Linked DNA regions of Homo sapiens: regions 1 and 3 are each linked to region 2. Evidence: chromatin loops called from intact Hi-C (ENCODE). Cell type or tissue: IMR-90. All regions are shown on one strand.

Region 1 (2,500 bases), 200 kb before region 2:
AAGTGCTGGGATTACAGGCATAAGCCACTGTACCCAGCCAACTTTCCCCTTTTTAACATAAAAAGTTGGTTATTAATTTTTAAATCAATCAAATGACATCTGGTATTTTACTGATTTATTTGCTTCTGGTTTCTTATATCCCATAACTGTTCTTTGGCTTCACCTTTTAGTTTATTGAAATACATCCTTTAATATTTACTTTTGTTTTCAGTTTACCATCATTTTTCTTAGGTCTTTTTTTCTTTTTCCTGGAAGAAAAATTATAAAATTGTTATATAATATTTGATACATATGAAGGTGCACAAATACACACACATGAACATACACCTACAAACTGTAGGTATGTTATGAACCATAATAGTAAGTGAATTCACCATAGACATTTCCAATAGAGTTCACTCTACATGTATAAAAACCTCCTACTTCCTTCCCAGAGGTAACCACTAGTCTGAATATAGTGTTTCTCATTCTTTTGCCTTCAAAAACATACATACTAGGTTTTCAAAAATAGGTTTCAATAGGTTTTTTTTTTTTTTGAGACAGAGTCTTGCTCTGTCACCCAGGCTGGAGTGCCGTGGCACAATCTCGGCTCACTGCAACCTCCGCCTCCCAGATTCAAGCAATTCTCCTGCCTCAGCCTCCTGAGTAGCTGGGATTACAGGCACGTGCCACCGTGCCTGGCTAATTTTCGTATTTTTTTTTTTAGTAGAGACGGGGTTTCACCATGTTGGTCAGGCTGGTCTCAACCTCCTAACCTTGTGATCCACCCGCCTCAGCCTCCCAAAGTGCTGGGATTACAGGTGTGAGCCACCACGCCCGGCTTCAGTAGGTTTTTAAAATAACTGTAATAGGTTTAAGATTTGCTTATGTTTAACTTCATAAAAAATACTGTCACCTTGTGACTTGCCCTTTATTCAGAATCATGTTTCTAAGACTTAGTGTTACCGGTAGCAGCAGTTTTTCTACTACAGCTGTGGATAATATTACATCATTTGCATATACTACAATATATTTACTCATTCTCCCATAAGTAGACTTTTGGTCATTTAGATTTTTCCTATCAGTAGCAGTGTCATTATGAACACTGTTGTTTGTGTATGCCAACTGATGTGCTTCACGAGTTTCTCTAAGGCATGCACCCTGGAGTGAAGCTGCTTGGTGTAAATTATACCCACGGGCCCATCAGGTATCAAACTCCAGGCACCATTGGCTCATAGCTCTGGATTCCAGCAGCCTGTGGCTTAGCTCCTCCTGCCAGTTGGCCTTTGTGGTCTGTTTCTGGTCCATGATGAGGTTTATAATTTTTGTCCCTTGGGATTTCCCTTTTACCCTTTGCAATAGGTTTGGAACAACAGGGTCTGCCACTTGTGAACTCAAGGCATATTCATGAAATGAAGTCACCATCATTTACTTCTTCAAATATTTAGTGGTCAGAACAGAGGCCGTTTCTGGAATTATAAGGTTGAATTCTTCATACGATGATGTAGCTAGATTTTTTACAACTTGGTTTGTGTGTAAGGAAGCAGGTTCTTTTCCCTGAGTGTAATGTATATCAGCACTTTTCAGTGAGGGTGATTTTTTTTTTTTACCCAGGGGACATTTGTCAATGCCTAGAGACATTTTTGGTTGTCATGAATGGGGTAGGTGAAGGTAAAACTAGCATCTAGTGGGTAGAGGCTATAGATACAGCTAAACATTCTACAGGACATTGAACAGGGCAGCCCCCCACAACAAAGAATTATTGAGTCCTATATTCATAGTATTAGGGTAAAACCACAACCAAAACCCTACAATGTATAGGACAGCATTGCACAAAAAAGAATTATTGGGTCCAACATTTCAATAGCGCTAGGGCACCCTGATGTATGTGAAGATGATCAGTCATTGTGTTCTGAACGTATGATTCTAACACTAAAATTTGGGCCAGGCGTGGTGGCGCATGCATGTCATTCCAGCACTTTAGGAGGCTGAGGCAGGAGGATTACTTGAGCCCAGGAGTTTGAGACCGGCCTGAGCAACATGATAAAACTGTTTCTACAAAAGATAAAAGAAATCAGCTGGGCGTGGTGACATGTGCCTGTAGTCTCAGCTACTCGGGAGGCTGAGGTGGGAGGATCACTTGAGCCCTGGAAGTCAAGCCTGCAGTGAGCTGTGACCATGCCATTGCACTCCAGCCTGGGCAACAGAGTGAGACCCTGTCTCAAAATAAATTCATATTTAATAGAGTCACAACATTTTTTGCTTTTTCCCCCATGCCATGTCTTTGGAAGTGTGTGTTTGGAATGCCCAGGTAATACAGCTAGTGAATTACTTGCCTAATTTAGATCAAAGTATACAATTAGTGTGAAAAGAAAGATGAATTATCAAGAAGTAACGCAGGCTATATGAAAAATAGCAGGGTTTAATTTCTATTTCTGTCTGTCAGTGGAATTCTGTAAACGCTAGTGGACATTCTTCCTGTCCTAGCACGACTTCTCTTCCCAGCCATCTCAAGCTTTGA
Region 2 (2,500 bases):
TCCTTGGTTAACTTTGGAGAATTCAAATTGGGAAAAGGTTGTCTTGAAGGACAAAAGATGTGTGCAGTTACTGGACCTTGAGCTCCAAGATGGCAGAGACCATGCATCTCTTGCTCATCATTGGAACCCCAGGGTCTGGGACCATCCTTGACACACTTATACAGTGAGAGGCTGAAAGGGCATCTCAAATGAATTAAAGGCCACTTACCTTGATATCTACACAGTCCAATAAGACATGTTGTAGACAATTACCTCCCACCTGTTTAATGATTCTCCGGTTCTAGTTAGCCGGCATAATCAATTTTGCTAAAAAGGTATACCTCTCACGTCTTGGGAAGGACGTCCCAAATAGGCAACTTACTTAATTCCAGGATGAGTGACAGAATCTACAGACCCTGAGGCCATCTCACTTGTACTTGCCTTAATGTAACTAGTAAAGCATACCTGGCAGTGCAGCACCTCCACAGGAAGGTGCTCCAGAAAGCAATTGTTTGCTCTCACCCTGCTGAGAAGTAGCAATATCCATGTGGCTTAAGGGCTGTAGCTGCAGCCATGAGCAGTGTTAGAAAAATATCACCACCATTTGCCAGCATGAGATGCCAAACTGCAAATAAGAGACATGTCGATTCAATGAAGCAGAAACATTTCACTTGTTTTTAAGATTACTTGCGAGAACTTTATTGCTATGTGTTTGTCTGCCTTTAAATAAGAAATTGCATTTTTAAAAAACCATCTCTTCTCTTCTCCCTACAAAGGGACGAGGCTTTCCTACTCGGGTGAATATTGCCTGTGCTGCTTACCGAAGAAAGGGAGCAGTCTTGGCAAGCATCTTATTAGTCTAAAAATAAATTATTCAGAATGCAGGTTCAGATACAGATTGCAGGGAGAGATAATAGAATAGGTTTTCCAAGCCTGATCATGCTATGAAGACGTGGTGTGTGCTTTTCAGGAATCCACTTAAGTGGAATCAGCTTTGACTAATACATACTAGAAATAATATTGCTGCCATCCAGCTAGTGTCTGTGGTACAGCATCCTCAGAATGTCTTCAAGTATCCACGGCCTCTTTAGTCTCTGTAAGTGCGCATATGTAAAAGTGTATATGTATTCCCAAGCAAGCTTCAGAGGCATGCTTCTCATTGTTCTTTTAAGGAAATGTCTTCCTGGCCGCCTGAGAGGGGCATGTCTCACTTGAGGTTTGTCTCCCTCCTGCTCCCCCTGCCTGGGTGAAATAGTTGACCACATCAGCAGCCGACTGCAGTTTGTCATGTGGTTTCTCATGTGATGCTGGGTCTGCAGCACTTGGGAGCAAGAGTCTTTGTGACTGGCACTCATGGACAGACAGTGGTGTTCAGGGACAGAACAGATTTTGGAGGGGGTGGGGAGGCCAATAAACCAAGAAACGTCAGAAATAAAAGTCGCATGAAGTACTCTGATCTCTGTATTTCCTTTTTTTTTTTTTTTTTTTTGAAATTTGATTTTAACTCTTGCTTTTTTTTATGGTTTGTGTCTGTTTTTTCCACCCCCGCTGGCGCCGAGCTGCGCTGTTTTGTGTTTCTTTTTTTTTTTTTTTTTCTATTTTTTTTTTTTAAATTCTGAAGCCAGACCGTCTTTCCTCACAGCTCCACGGCTGCATCTCCGTGGGCACGCAAGCTTCCCCTGGTTACCTGAGCTGCTCCTGCCGTCTCCCGCCTGGGCTTCGCCGTGGTGCACCCGATCCCGGAATCGTGCGTCTGCGCCCTGCGAAAGAAGGACCTGCTGGCGGAGCTCCGGCCGGGGTCTCCTGCCTCGCAGCTGGGCGAGGGGACTTGGAGGACAGGGTGAAGCTGCAGAAGACCTGGGGTGGGATGGCTAGAGAGGACGCCAAGGACTGGGGAAGGGGAAGTTAGGAATACCTTACATCCAATGCCCACCCGTGCTCCGCAGGGCAAGGGCAGCCGTCGCCTCGGCCGCGTGCACCCAGCTCAGGCTGTTCCCAGGGATTTAGTCTGGGGGGACAACCCATGGCGAGATGTGGTGGCATTTTACCTCAGAGTGGAGCTGAAGATGGATAAACAAGGTATCTGATGTATCTGCCTGAGAAGGCAGAGCTGGAGAAAGGCGGAGCGAGGGAGCGCGTGAAAAGAAAGAGATGCCGAATGCCGGGTGATTGTCTGCCGCTTGCTGTGCATTCTCATTCTAGGGAGGATGGCATAATTTATAACCCAGCACATGGATAGAGGAACTGTAAATTGTAGTCTGGATGTCCCCGGCGCTGTCGACGAAGGAACTGATGGGCTAGGTGACTGTACCAGTGTCCCCAGAGAAAATCGCAGCCTCGCAGCATGGATTTAAATGCATGTGCATGCATGTAGAGACATGAAAAAAGGTTTCTGACCATTTTACACAGGAAGTCTGTCACTTTGCTGGATCGGGCTTGATTGCAGCTTGTGTTTTCAGCTCCAGTTCAACACCCATTTCCTGACTAGTGAGACAGCATGGCCAAAGCAGCTGCATGCAGA
Region 3 (2,500 bases), 680 kb after region 2:
ACATACAGAAAAATTAATTGAAGAGCTTCAGAAATTACTATAATTTGGATTTATTCACAGGAGTTAGCCTACTTTACTGTTCAACGTAGAAAGATATGTTAGTTATACCATGAAACATCAAACTGATTTGAAGAAAAGTATAAATTATAATACAGAATTTTTTAAAGGCCTAAATAAGCCTATAGCATATCAGAGCAGCAAGTGAAACGACTCAGATATCCTAAGTCTCAGCAATGCTCTTTATCACTTTGGAATCCAAATTTCCAGTTTCACTATTGTGATTTCAGAGGGTAGCTACATAACTAAAACTCATATGCAGCACATGTAGCTACAGGGCTTCTGCTGTCTTCTTGTTTCAAAGAGGCATGAGCTGTTGGCTCACCAGATTTTTAAATATCTATTGAGGGAAACAGAGAAACAAAGCAAAGGGATTTTTTTTAACTGCATGTATATGTGTGTCTGTCTGTTTCTCTACTGTGTGGGTGTGTGTATGTATGCAAAATTATATGACATTATATACAAGTATATATCCACAATAATATATATGTATGTGTATGTATATGTGTATATGTATATAAGTCTGAAAGTGTTTTTTTTTATTTTTTCCTCCAACCCTTCATAAGGTGAAGTTTCATCAAATCACATCATGTGACTCTCCAGGAACCTCACTGAACGGGTCTGACTCATCGTCTGGGAATTTTAAATAGGCATGTGCTTCCATGAGAGTTAATACTTAAAAATACACGTACACACAAACTGGCAGTGAAAGAGAGAAAAAAAAAAACAAAACAAGTGAAACTTTTGCTTGGCACAAACGCTCAGGTCAGACACTGGCCACTCAATATTTCACAGTTAATTACCAGGTGGAGTTACCTTTAGAGTGAAGGTGGTGGCTCCGTGCTCAGGGGGCAGAGGCAGTAAATCTATATTTATATCATTAAGTCAGCCAGGTTGGATTAAGCAGTGAAAGGGACTGCCCCTGAAATCGCTGACCCTGATTCCCCTCTGTGATATAAAATTTTCCTGAGAACCGAGGGCTGTGTCTGCCCACTAGTGGTCAGGTGGCAGAGCTGGTGGGACCCAGACATTCCCTAGAGGATTTTATGCCAAGTTCTATCTGGATCAGTTGGGAATTGGCCCTGGCCACCCAGTCTGCTTTTTAAAAAGCATTTCGAGATCTATCAACTCAGCCCCATGAGATAAGTCAGTAAGAATAACACAGGCTATGTCAATCTTGAGGGAAGGTTTCTGTTTGCGATAGTTACCTTAAACTCTTATTAATGACGAGTAACTGCACTAGGAACTAACATTTCTAATCTATTACCAAAAGATCACCTGAGTCAGTAACACTCAGTAAAGACTAATCACTTTTTTCTTTCTCTTCCCAGACCTTCATAGAATACCACAACGACGTTTTTCTATTTGAAAACTACGAAATGTTCTTCCATTGTTAAAAGAATTAATTTGGAAAACTTTAAGTTAGAATTAAAAGTCTTTTACTCAATTGGCCCCAAACTATAATTTCCTCTTTATCTTTATTAAGTTCCTAAATGAAATCTGTATTCTAGCTAAACTCAAACACTATTGTTAGCTGACTTTTCAGTTTTTCCTCCATGCTTTACTCATGACTGCCTACTTGAAGCACTCACCATGTTCTAATACCTACCCACCTACCTACTTACCTATACAAATATTACCCTTGATTCAAAGCCAAATCCTACATCATCAAACTCTGAAATGCCTGAGATTAGCATGTACTAAGTATATGAAACTTCCTATAGCCTCCTTTCATTGCCATATTTGTATCTCAAGCAATAACTTAGATATATGTCATCTCTACAGGAATTATGTCATATACTCCTTTTAACCCTTATAATGTCCGGTAAAGTTTTTTGTTGTTGTTGTTGTTTTTATTTGTTTCTGGTTTTTACCTTGGAAAAGGGTGTCCACAAATATTTGTTGAAAGTAAAACACAGAGATAAATCTGTGATTAAATTTATCAGTCAAGACTCAAATCCAACACAGTTTTATTGTGGTCCAACGTAATAGCACCAATAACAAAGCTACCCCTCCATGGGTTTAGTTTTCTCTATAACTCCTAGGAACATTAATCTTGCATTGTGGGTAGAAAAAGGCTGTTGGGTGGCGTATTGACTCCCTGATAAAGTATAAATTTTCTTCAACCTTCACATGAGTGTTAGACTTCATGATATGCAGATTTTCTCAATTTTAGCACATTTTAAAATAAAAACTGTTTGTATGAAATACCATTGGAAAACTTAAATAAGTTTTAAGGAAATTCAAATCCATGAGCTCATCCTTTTCTTTCACCACTTCTTTGTCCAGTGACATTAGGAACAACCAGACCATCTCATTATATTCACTAGTTTTCAAAAAATGTTCAGTAGCATCATACATAAAGTTACTGAGTTCCTTGATTCTTTTAAGTGAGTGATTAAGAAGATCCAAAGCAGATATTTTGTGTATCTCTGTTACCAAT

What was found. Peaks named below come from ENCODE experiments on the same cell type or tissue, not always from the same donor. Only the 100,000 strongest peaks of a DNase experiment are listed, where the experiment ranks them.
Region 1: a loop joins it to region 2, with 5 times the contacts of the local background. A loop is called at or near these places in 9 of 110 quality-filtered maps.
Region 3: a loop joins it to region 2, with 2.7 times the contacts of the local background. A loop is called at or near these places in 8 of 110 quality-filtered maps.

The regions. Positions count from the first base shown.
Region 1 is chr6:21,945,278-21,947,777 of GRCh38, forward strand. The region is part of intron 5 of CASC15 (cancer susceptibility 15); the gene reads left to right. Among named protein-coding and RNA genes, the nearest start is that of NBAT1, 200 kb to the right of the region's middle. In IMR-90, no CTCF peak of the experiment used is centred here; a DNase peak (open chromatin) is centred at 1,354; H3K27ac peaks cover 949 bases.
Region 2 is chr6:22,145,013-22,147,512 of GRCh38, forward strand. All of the region lies in intron 9 of CASC15 (cancer susceptibility 15), which reads left to right. NBAT1 (neuroblastoma associated transcript 1) reads right to left here and starts at 2,181. Exons shown (of 3, transcript NR_034143.1): 1 at 2,028-2,181; 2 at 1,667-1,739. RefSeq lists an enhancer at 206-707. In IMR-90, a CTCF peak has its summit at 1,009; a DNase peak (open chromatin) is centred at 1,019; H3K27ac peaks cover 1,276 bases.
Region 3 is chr6:22,827,589-22,830,088 of GRCh38, forward strand. No RefSeq gene overlaps it. Among named protein-coding and RNA genes, the nearest start is that of LINC03005, 110 kb to the left of the region's middle. In IMR-90, a CTCF peak has its summit at 1,064 (motif pointing left); a DNase peak (open chromatin) is centred at 683; H3K27ac peaks cover 359 bases.